2 separate regions of the Homo sapiens genome follow, and region 2 is linked to region 1. Evidence: chromatin contacts called from ENCODE Hi-C data. All regions are on one chromosome and are shown on one strand. The core of a region is the stretch at or near the end of the contact, and the rest is flanking DNA. Distances in the headings are between cores, read along the strand shown. Region 1 overlaps TNC (tenascin C). Region 2 overlaps DELEC1 (deleted in esophageal cancer 1).

Region 1 (2,700 bases), core at 133-2,632:
GAACCAAAGGAGGCCAGGTAGCAGGAATCATCAGCCAGTCTGCCTTTGTCACTGCTGGAAACAACTGTCACCATTAGAGAGAGATATGGCTATACCCTGCGTGGTGCTGGGCCACAGATCCCACGGATAGATGGCCTCAGTGCTAGATTCTGTGGGGGAGCCAGTCTCCTACACTCTATGTTTTGCATTCATTGCTAAAGGTTAGAAGTCCCTCTGTGGGCATCTAATTGGCAAAGCCCAAGTTACGTGCCCATGCCCTGGCTATCAAGGGGAGGAGGAAAGAGTATTTTCCTCTGTGGCTTCCTTGGTAGGAGGCAAGGTTCTCAAATTTCCTAAAACTGGAAAGGACTTTGGATGCTGGGAAGCCATTAAATGACCAATAATCACTATAGGAAGAGGGGCAGGAAGTAGAAATCATAATGGATAAGGCCAGCAGGCAGCTGTAACAGTGGCACTCAGTGCTCCCAGGGGTGGGCGAGCCTGCCGGGGTCCCTGAGGAGAGTTAAAGGAGAGGGGGTGGAGGAGAGCCACAGAGCCTAGCACAGGTCCCCAAGTCTAGCAGCAGCTAGGGTGCCATGACTGCTCCTAGGCTAGAAGGGGCAAGTGAGAGAGCACTTTTCTAAACCTGAAGAGAGAGTTGCATGGAGACAGTCAGTTGACAGTGGCTACGGCTCTCTTATGTGGATGCTGACAGCCCACTGTGATGCTGTATAGATGGAGCTGGGCAACAAGTGCCCTGACCCACCCCCACTCATAGTCTCTTCCCTTCAATGTCCTGCTGGCTTTTCCCATTTTGACATCCACCTGGAAGCTGGGAGTCATTGATGCAATGAAAATAGGGTGGCCTTGAAGTACACAGAGCAGGGAGAAGGGGAGCAGATGAGAGAAGGAACAAAGGGAAGGTCGAACACCCTGGAAATTACTTCCCAATAGAGATATTTTGACTGTTTCATGGGGGCAGGGGTAGGGCCCAGGTCTTGAGGGTGAAGTGGAATTTTAAGAGAACTTTCAAGATGGAAGAGGTTTCCTGAAACAAGCCACAGAGCCAGAGGCTGAAGGACACGTTTGAGAAATGATTAGCTCACACTAGAGACTGTGGTCTTTGAATGCCATGGCCTCAGACCCGGTTGCCTGCCCTGTCCCCATTTGGGTTATTACTGACTCCTGTTTGATGTGGCTTCTTCACCAATCCAAATTTGATTCTTGTGTGGCTTGTGGGGAATACCTTCAAGCTTAATTAAGTACATCTACAGTTCTGGAGAGGAGATAGGACTTGGGTTTAGAGACTCACAAGTCAGCAGCCAGTGGAGAGGTAAGCCTCCAACTCGAGGCCTGGTTGCTACAGGGAGCCCGTTTGTTTGGATTTATATAGCCAGGAGAGCGTTGCTATGGCTGAATTGCATGCAACCGTTCTTATGATCTGGAACAGCACATTGTGTATCTAACATGACAGCATTTATTAAAGCAAGATAAACTCAGCAACAAAGGATATGGCTGGAACCATAAATTCCTCTGATCCTTGCTCCAGAGCCATCACATTCCATTTGAATGAGGCCTATCAGCCCAAACTTGACTTATTTTATTAAATAAGTCAATTTTCTGAAAATCCCTAAGAGAATGAACTGGGAATTACTCTCCCCCCATATACCCTTGTTTAAAAAGAGAAATGTTATGCGTTGAGCAGTTCTGACTCACTATATTTGCTGAGGACTAACAGACCTGCCATCCAGGCAATGGGTTCCCCATCACTAGATGTGTTCAGTCTGAGGCTGGAGGAATATGGGCTTGCTCCCTTTTTGGGGACTGCAGTGTAGAGGAGAAGGCGATATTCCTAATAGACATTCTTCCTAGTTTTCAGAGTTCAGGATTGTAGAAGCCTGAGGAAGCATCCAGTTGAACTGCCCCCATATCCCATTCTGCAACCTTCACTCTCTTGCCACAGCACACATTTCCCCAAAGAAGGAGAGATTTTCATTAAGGGACCGGGAAAGAGCAGGAACATTGGAGCCAGAAGACCTGGGTTTAAATCCAAATTCTATTATTTATTGAGTAGTAGCCACAATCAAGTCATTGGGTTTCTATGAACCCCAGTCCATCTCATATAAAGTGATAATGATGATAGCTAACATGTACTAGCACTTAATATACACCGGGTACCATTCTAAGGGCCTCAAATGGATAACATAATTTATTCTTCACAAAAATGTTCTGAAATGAGAAGTATGAGTGTCCCTACTTTACAGAAGAGGAAACTGAGGCATAGAGAGGTTAGGGAACTTGGGAATGGTGGAGCCAAGAATTGAACTCAGGCAGTCTGCCTCTGGGGATCTTAGCCCATGTGTGGTAACAATACTTACCTCAACTATATCATAGAGTTTCTAGGAGTTGCATTAGAAAATGAGTATAAAAGCATCTTTTAAACCATAATCTATTAGTCTTGGAAATACTGAGCAAGATGCTGAATCTCAAGTTGTAAGCTTTTTTTTTCTTTTCTTTTTTTATTTAGAGACAGGGTCTCCCTCTGTTGCCCAGGCTGGAGTGCAGTAGTGTGATCATAGCTCACTGTAACCTCTAACTCCTGGGCTCCAGTGATTTTCCTACCTCAGCCTCCTGAGTAGCTGGGACGACAGGTGCGCACTACCACGCTTGCCTAATTAAATTTTTTTTTTTTTTTTTTTCTGTAGAGACAAGTTCTCACTA
Region 2 (2,700 bases), core at 14-2,513, 190 kb after region 1:
GACATAGTTTAAAGAATCAACGAAGTTATACTGAGGCATCTGATTGACAATATAAGATGGCTGCATGATTAATATTATTTATTCACTTAAAAGAATTTATTGAGCATTTATTATGTGTCTGGCAGTATATGTGGTTTCAAAGTTGAGCATGACATTATTCTATTAAGAAAACAGTGTAGTGGTGGAGTTGGAAATACAAACAAACCCCTCATTTATGTTGAAGCAATTGTTAAATGGATGATTGATCAGGTATAATTGGAATAGAGTAAAAGGAGTGCATCAGTTTGTCTAAAGGGTAAGAGATGGTTTGTCAGAAGAGGTGACACTTTTCTATCAAATAGGTGAGGATGGAATTCAAAGCAGAAGTTGACAGTCTGTTTAGAGAAGTGAAAACAGAACAAATTATGGAATTGTGGAATACTTAGGGAAATACAGGTCATTAGGTATTGTTAATTTGTTAAAATATAAGCAGGGAAGCTAAAAAGATGATATTAAATATACAGGTTACAAGGACCTTATAGGTTTTACTAAGGGAGTTAGAATTGTTCTCTGAGGGCAATTGGAAACCATGGATTGGTTTTAAACAAAAAACGCATGATGGACGTATTGTTTAGGATTGGATTTGATTGTTAGTAATGTGAAACTCTAAATTAATACTGGCCTAAAAACAGTAGGAGTTTGTTTTTCATCTAAAAGTCTGGCGTTACATAGTCGAGGATTAATATGATGGCTGTTTAGGAATTCAATATTTTTTCAACCATCCCCGTATGTGACCTTCAGACTCACATTCTAAACCTATAATCAGGGCAACAAGGTGGAAACAATGGTAAATAAGAAGAGAGTTACACAGAGGTACCAGTGTTCTTTTAAGGAAGGTCCTCAGAAGCTTGCACAAGACACTTCTGCTTTTATCTTATACATCAGAACTTAGTTACATGTCTACACTCAGCTGCATTAAAGGTTGGGAAATACAGTCTTTGCTCTGGATGGTCAAGAGCCCATATAAAAAATCAGGCTTTGTGGTTTTCTGCTAGAACTGAAGGATGGATATTGAGGCAAGTTATCAGTAAGTATTTTCATATTAAAGAGATCACTTTAATAACTCTGTGGAAGATGGACAAAGATATAGGGAAGACACTGAAGATATGAGACTGAGGCTGGTGATAACCATGAGGCTGGGGAATGCTTTCCCTTTCAAATGACCTAGGCTTTGCCCAATTAAGGAAATTACTGTCTTAGAGTTACTTCTTTTCTATTGAGTCAGAGGTAGATATATGTCTCCTTCAGCAAATGAGTCATACCCAAGGTTGGGTAAACTTGTTTAGATATGCAGAGTGAACCACGATATGAACCTGGTTTGGACTGTATCCTTCACAGACTTAAAACTCTGCTCATCATTCTTGTGTCCTCAAATAGCCAGATCAGATTTTTTATTCTGATTTTCTATAGAGCTAAGATAGGTAAGAGGAAGTTTCTATCCATTTCATTCTGGTTAGCTGAGTTAACATGTTTTGTCTGTTAAATATTCATGGAATTAGGATAAGAACATGAGTTTTAGAACCAAGAAAAATGGGAATGAAAAACTCAGCTCTGGTACTAATCCCAGGTTGTCTGGTTTGTGAGTTAGTCCTGATCATCACCACACCATATGGCATCCTCTGGCTCTTGGTTTACTTTTCCCTCTTCCTTAAGCTGTTCATTTTCAAGTAACATGGGGAAAGTCACACCAGTCTTACTGAGTATCCCTAAAAAATGGAGGCAGAAGAATGGACTTGATGATAGAAAAATTTATTCTTGGGCACTAAGCGTGCTCAGCTGGCTATGTCTACCTCCATACCTCCCCTTTAATATTTTTCTCCTGGCCCAACAAGTATGTCCAGGGCCCTATAAAGGAAATAATCCAGCATATGTCTAATGTTGGCTCACCCAGTCCTCATCAGCTTTGAGCCATCTCACTTTGCTTCTAATATTCCTAAAGCCCCTCTTCTTCAGAGTCCCTACTCCTCTATTTTACTCAGTTTCTCTTGATTCTATATCATGGCTTCATTCTTCTCTACAGTGTTTCTAGGAATACGAAAGAGTAGGGATGTTGTCTGAAAACTCCAAGGTTGAGATATAACATACTGTTTAATAACAGAGATGCTGAAATCAAACTGGTATGAATTTACATCTTTCCCTTACTACTATTAATTCTGGACCTTAAGTAAGTTGTGTACCTTTTTCAAGTTTCCTCATCTGTAAGAAGGAGGACAATAATAATTCCTATCTTGTATGTTATTGTCAGAATTTAATGAGTTAACAAATATATGTAATATATATGTTTTATATATATATACACATTTTGGTTTAGTGTTTGGCATATAGTTAAGTACAAAATAAATATTAGCTATTGATATTAATTTTGGGGTTGGAGGTCAAGAAATAAGGCTGGAAAGTTGGGAGGCTCCATTGTGAAGAGTGACTTAATGATTAAGAAGCTGGATTTTGGGCAAGAAAAAAGAGGGGCTTTGGACAGGAGAGTGCATTCATTTTCTATTGCTGCCGCACAACATGAAACTTAGTGGTCTGAAACAACACAGACTCACAGTTCTGGAGATCAGATGTGTAACATGGTAGGCAGATTGCATTCCTCTGGTTTTGGGGAAGCCGTACCTTTCTCAGCTTCTAGAGGTTCTCCATATTCCCTGGCTGGTGGCCAAG

What was found. Hi-C counts contacts between places; a loop is a spot of excess contacts on that map. Pooled maps may share reads with other maps.
Region 2: a loop to region 1 is called in a pooled map, with 2.6 times the contacts of the local background. The contact joins two enhancer-like sites. A Hi-C loop is called at or near these places in 3 of 168 maps with a recorded cell type or tissue (IMR-90, MCF 10A and sigmoid colon) and 5 of 50 pooled maps.

What each region holds. Positions count from the first base shown.
Region 1 is chr9:115,017,554-115,020,253 of GRCh38, forward strand. It overlaps TNC (tenascin C), which reads right to left. Exons shown (of 28, transcript NM_002160.4): 28 at 2,022-2,700. Among named protein-coding and RNA genes, the nearest start is that of TNFSF8, 88 kb to the left of the region's middle. Within about 2 kb of position 1,383, at least 5 of the 41 ENCODE cell types and tissues checked have a DNase peak (open chromatin) inside an H3K27ac peak, as active enhancers do.
Region 2 is chr9:115,204,073-115,206,772 of GRCh38, forward strand. All of the region lies in intron 1 of DELEC1 (deleted in esophageal cancer 1), which reads left to right. Among named protein-coding and RNA genes, the nearest start is that of DELEC1, 64 kb to the left of the region's middle. Within about 2 kb of position 1,264, at least 2 of the 41 ENCODE cell types and tissues checked have a DNase peak (open chromatin) inside an H3K27ac peak, as active enhancers do.